Regions from separate parts of the Homo sapiens genome. Here region 1 is linked to region 2. The links are chromatin loops, found by intact Hi-C in ENCODE. Cell type or tissue: PC-3. All regions are shown on one strand. Links, peaks and the distances in the headings refer to the core of each region. The heading gives the core; the rest is flanking DNA.

Region 1 (2,920 bases), core at 87-2,586, 83 kb before region 2:
AGTATACAAATGATTTCTCATTTACCTTTTTAAATACAACTAAATACACACAAAATCTAAGCAACATTTAGCATTTTCACTCTAAAACTTGGAGACCTCATCTTTTATCTAACCTCTCTTTTTTCCAGTACAGCGTCATTACCATGGAGTTTCATGTAAGTAGAAAAGCTTTGCAGAACCTCTTTTCTCAAACAAGAACCTATCCGAATCTGTATTAAAATGGCAAGGAATAAATGAAAATATCTATATGAAGTCTTAACTCAGAATTGAAATATTAAAAGTGACCGTTTTGCGTTGTCTCTTTCTCACAAAGCTTTATCTCATGGCATGATTTTTACTCCTCAGACATTTTCAAATATTTGATCCCTGAAGCTTTCACCCAACTCACTGCAAAGTTTAAAAATACTGCCTATTCCAAAGTGATTACACATGGTTCTCAAACATGATAGGAACTGGCAGACCAGCCCCCAGCTGTTTCCATGGAGACACTGGGAGTGGCAGTTATGCATTGTGAGATTTCTCCAGCCTGAAACTGTTACTGCCCTAGACTGAGACATACATGTTTCACAGCTAAGCCTGAATCCAAAATGAAATTAAAAGTTTACTGGCTAAATGCCAAATTCAAAACTACCCTGACCTGTCTTCCTCTGTTCTCTGACAGTGTGTACGTGTACAAGCTCGTCTGAAAAGAGTTGGCTTGTAAATGGGAGAAGCTGTCCAAGAAGTATTCTCACAATGAAATAATCATTTTATTTTGTCCATACCGACAAACAACCAGTCAATTCAGCTGGAGGAAAAAACAAACAAACAAACAAACATTTTATTTTCCAAATTTGTAATGAGTTCGCTTAATTATTTTTGGTTTATTGTGTTATCTACATAGTTGAATCTTAAATCTGAATTTTCATAACCTAAGGAAGGAGTCCCACTGAGTGATGTTTTATGTTACAATCATTTTACTGTAATCAATATTTAAGCGTATGGTAAAGGCAGCTAATATTGTGTCATAAACACTTCAAGTGAGTCACAGAACTCATTTCACCTGGAGGCTATGGAAGAGCCCTGGGCTTCCGCATTCCCTCCCTGACTCCTACTATGTCCACCTTTAATAGTTTTGTATGTGTCACTCCCTAAAACAACAACAACAAAAATGCAACTTGAAAACCACAGATCCATTCTAGCCTTTTACTCAGTTCACCCCTGTACAGCATTGCACAAAGACATGGAAACCAGCACAGATGACATTTGGAGACTACCAACCTTGGCTACTTGCCTTCAAGGAGCATTTATGTCATTTAAAAAGTTGCTGTACTTTAGCTTAGTGGCAGCCTTCTTTCCACCATTTTAGTATCTGCCATCGATTTTTCCATAAAAAACTGAGTGCCAGATCTTGGCTTTTCTTGACTGTTTAAGCTCGATATCAGGAAGAAAATGAGGAGTAAGACTTACATAACCTTACATTTTAAGGATAATTCATCTATAAAATCATTCAGCTTCCCTGAACTATGTGAATGGAATTTGTTTGCATGAATGTAATTCCACCAAAGGCTTCTAAACTGTGAACTAATCACATGATGTAATTCTGGAGGTTTCCCAAAATTAATCTTTGCATTAATTATCTTTTGCTCTCTTTTTATGTGTCATCTTGCCTTTTCACATTCCATTAGGTATCAAAACCAAGAGAGACAAAGTACAAGCTATTTATATTTTATCAAGTCTCAAGATAATGGAAAATATTTTATACCAATTAGAACTGCAGAAAAGCCAGGTGGTTCCTACACCCATATTTTGGCAGGATGCAAAAGAGCAAATAATTATGGGCGATACCTTAAAACACTTATTAAACAAAATCTTAAGAAGGATAGTGATTTCACTAAATTTTATTTTATTTTATTTTTTTGAGACAGAGTCTCGCTCTGTCGCCCAGGCTGGAGTGCAGTGGCACAGTCTCGGCTCACTGCAACCTCCGTCTCCTGGGTTCAAGCGATTCTTTTGCATCATCCTCCTGAGTAGCTGGGACTACAGGCGCCCGCCACCACCCCTGGCTAATTTTTGTATTTTTGGTAGAGACGGGGTTTCCCCATTTTGTCCATGCTGGTCTCAAACTCCTGAGCTCGTGATCCACCTGCCTCAGCCTCCCAAAGTGCTGGAATTACAGGCATGAGCCACTGCGCCTGGCCTTTATTTTTATTCTTTATTGAAATGAACCTGTGTGTGCACATGTGTCTGTGTGTTTGTGTGTATGTACAGATGTATAATGAGGTATGGTTAGAATGAACATTGCTTCAAGTCCTATTTCTTCACAGGCTGATTGACAGTGGGGAAGTCACCTCACTTCTCTAAACCTTACTTTTCTCATCTAAAATTACAGCTAACAATGCTTGTTCCATCTGTTTCCATTTTGTCATGAAAATCAAAGGAGGTAGTGGATGTGAAATTTTACTGATTACATATATAGGATCCAAATAACATGCAGTGGTGAATAACATAATTATACCAGTAACTCAATGTAGGATTTGGGGTGACCTGTTTGTCTTTAATGAGCCTATATTTCTTCACATATGAAAATGGTATTGAAGTGGATAGAAGTGATATTGCAGCATAACCTTGAGGACAGATAGATTTCTTACAACTGTTTTCTTTTCTTTTTTCTTTTCTTTTTTTGAGACGGAGTTTCGCTATTGTTGCCCAGGCTGTCGTGCAATGGTGCGATCTCGGCTCACAGCAACCTCCACCTCCCAGATTCAAGTGCTTCTCCTGCCTCAGCCTCCTGAGTAGCTGGGATTACAGGCATGTGCCACCACACTCAGCTAATTTTGTATTTTTAGTAGAGACAGGGTTTCTCCATGTTGGTCAGGCTGGTCTTGAACTCCCGACCTCAGGTGATCTGCCCATCTCAGCCTCCCAAAGTGCTGAGATT
Region 2 (2,920 bases), core at 167-2,666:
GAGGCTTGGATGACCTAGGATTCTGATGATGTATTCTCCATTTCAATTCTAGACTGTGTGCAAACTTCATTCTTTCTTCTACGTTCTTTAGTTATGACTATTACAGGAGAAAGGAAAAAATCGAAGGTGAAGGAAGCAAAGACAGAAAGGAAGGACGGTTTGGTGGCCAGAGCGAGGTCTTCCCACGTCACTCCCGGGACGTGTGCTGACGCGTTGCTCCTCCGTCCTGCAGAACGCCGTGGGTCGTGGCAGCAGCTGCAGCTGTTTCACAGGCTGTCCTCCCTGTAGACTAAGCATCTACTCCGCGCTATAGGGCAATGCGAGACAAAAAAGACCCCCGGGAGCTTGCCATCCAGCTGAGGAAGCCTAATTAGCCACGCTTCCTGTAGCATACAGTGGTCACTTTCTCCTCCATGGAAGTATGTCTGGGCCCACGCACCCCACTGCTTCCAGAGCCTCCACGCGCTGTGTGTCCCCCGTGGCGCTTTGCTTGCCACCGAGCCCTGCGTCTTGAGAACTCTGAACGGTTTGTTGTAGTCAAGACACTCGGAGATCCTAGAGACGCGAAAAGCAGGAGGGGAACGTGTGACGGCCACTGCGAGGCTCAGGGAGAATTTAATTCAAATTTGGATTTTTCTCACTCTTACGCTTTGGGGCAATACTGTTAAATGGTAAATATATAGCCATTGTATGAACAGCAATACACAAAGGAGTTATTTGGAAATGAAAGCCTTATTGAAGGCACTGGAAAAATTAAACAAATAAATGTTTCCTTTAGATTGCTCATTCAACATGCCTGAAGTGTTGTTCATTTGATACCGAATAGATGAAGTCATTTATGAACTCTATCTATACTTTTTCGTAATGACTAAGAAAATCCTAAATAGGCACGATTTCAGGAAGGAAGCCCTTCTGCTAATTTTGAGAACGTCCTGGCTGAAGCGGCAGCATCGCACTCTCAAAGGGAACAGCGAGACCACACCGGGGAAGGCAGAGTTGTCAGGTCCACGGGAGGAGAGTCCCGGCCCCAACACGCTCTCCTGCCTGAGATGCCTGAAGAGCTGGAGGCTGTTAGAAGGCAACGAACCAAACATTCTCCCAGGAAACACTAACTTGGGAAACTCCATTAAAAACCACCTGAGTGAATCAGGAAATGGTTAAGAGGTGACTGAGATGATGATAAAACTATCATTACCAGTCTTTCTTCACACTAAATACCTGCTTTCGGAAGCTTGAATTTTATGATGCAACTTGCCAGGCTCAGTAACAACAATGGTTTGTGTTACTTCCTAGGTACACAATAGCTAGACTGTAGAACTGACTGTAGAAATTAGCAACTATCTCAGACAAATACATGACGATTATACTGATAGAACAACATTCACCTTAGCCGCAGAGAGCATGAGACATTGACTCAGGCAGACTGACTCTCTCCACGCACCCAAGGCTGAATGACAGCCATAAAACCAAGGCTCTGAAATAAATAGCTGCGGAGGCCTCGTGGTTCAGCCGCACCGCCATCGGTCTAGGGCTGTGCTCTGGCCGTTGGCATGTGGAGCATTTGCTGCCAGGCGTAGCCACTTTGCACACATGGCGCTTGAGTGAACTCAGGCCAGATCCAAGCTCTTTCCGTACCCAGCATTTGTCGGAATCAAGCCGACTGCAGAAATCGCCTTGCCATGTGTTCCCCACTGGGGCCAGGTAATCTCGCTGAAGCAACACTGAGTGGAATTTAAAAAAAAAATGCTGACAGAAGAAATCAAATAGTTTCTTTCTGGACCAGAAAAGGCATATTTTTGATTCTCAAATGCTGAACTAAAAAATTTCAAGAGCTTTAAGGCCCAAGTAAAAGGATTTTCACCTATTAAGACCTGTAACCTTTGACGTCATCAGTCACAGCTAAAGCTGGCTTTCTTCTGATTGGGTTGCAGTGATGTCATCCGCTGTGGTGAGAGAGAAAGCGAGCCCTGGCGGCCTGGCTCAGGTCTTGGCAGGTTTGTGCAGGTGGAACTCACTGCATTTATTATTATCATGTTTCTTGACGACACTAAGCCATCACAGATTCTCTGTTGGATGATTCTGAATAAATTTTCCTTTTTTTTTTTTTTGAGACGGAGCCTCACTCTGTGGTCCAAGCTGAAGTGTAGTGGTGCAACCTTGGCTCACTACAGCCTCTGCCTCCCAGGTTCAAACGATTCTCCTGCCTCAGCCTCCTGAGTAGCTGGGATTACAGGTGTGCATCACGATGCCCAGCTAATTTTTGTATTTTTAGTAGAGACAGAGTTTTGCCATGTTGACCAGGCTGGTCTCGAACTCCTGGCCTCAAGTGATCCGCTCGCCTTGGCCTCCCAAAGTGCTGGGATCACAGGCGTGAGCCACCACACCCAGCCAAATTTTTCCTTTGTGTTTATTGGATTTAGTAGTTAAAAGATTGAGATGACCAAAACAGAAACTCCTTGTTTGTATTTACTCCTTGTTTTTTAAGCAGAAATGTCAATTTTAGTGAAATAAAGCTAAAAATTTTCAAAAGAAATTTATTCAACAGATAACATATTGCTAAAAAAAGTCATTAACAATAACTCATAATGTTTGCGAATTTAGAAATGGTTGCTTTTGAGTTTTTTTAATATGAATTAAGAAAGGGGAAAAGGAAAGCTACAGGTATATTTTATCTTTTAAGATATTTACAGTTTCAATACCTAGATTAAATTGTCACCATTTGTTTTGCCAGAAATGTGTTTGTTTGGGTTAGCTTGGACTGAATTTACTATATAGAAATAGTGTTACCTGTTTTAGAATAAGAGTTTTCTCCAGTAAAGTTTAGATAATTATAGGGAAACAGCTATGAATTCCAATCTGGTCTTTTCTGGAGGTGAAGGAGTGAGAAAGAAAAGAAAGAGGCAGGGGAAAACCTAGGACC

What was found. A loop is a pair of places that touch in the nucleus more often than their neighbours do. Peaks named below come from ENCODE experiments on the same cell type or tissue, not always from the same donor. Only the 100,000 strongest peaks of a DNase experiment are listed, where the experiment ranks them.
Region 1: a loop joins it to region 2, with 8 times the contacts of the local background. A loop is called at or near these places in 2 of 110 quality-filtered maps.

Annotation. Positions count from the first base shown.
Region 1 is chr6:163,390,370-163,393,289 of GRCh38, reverse strand. LOC105378100 (a long non-coding RNA gene) reads left to right here. Exons shown (of 4, transcript XR_943208.3): 1 at 1-155; 2 at 662-1,438; 3 at 2,372-2,478. Among named protein-coding and RNA genes, the nearest start is that of CAHM, 22 kb to the left of the region's middle. RefSeq lists a silencer at 379-673. In PC-3, for the core only: no CTCF peak of the experiment used is centred there; DNase peaks (open chromatin) are centred at 539 and 1,129; H3K4me3 peaks cover 1,220 bases; H3K27ac peaks cover 1,622 bases.
Region 2 is chr6:163,307,854-163,310,773 of GRCh38, reverse strand. All of the region lies in intron 4 of PACRG (parkin coregulated), which reads right to left. It overlaps PACRG-AS1 (PACRG antisense RNA 1), which reads left to right. Exons shown (of 6, transcript NR_028390.1): 6 at 1-789. Among named protein-coding and RNA genes, the nearest start is that of PACRG-AS1, 15 kb to the left of the region's middle. RefSeq lists an enhancer at 300-1,499. In PC-3, for the core only: no CTCF peak of the experiment used is centred there; DNase peaks (open chromatin) are centred at 1,103 and 1,243; H3K4me3 peaks cover 1,248 bases; H3K27ac peaks cover 2,360 bases.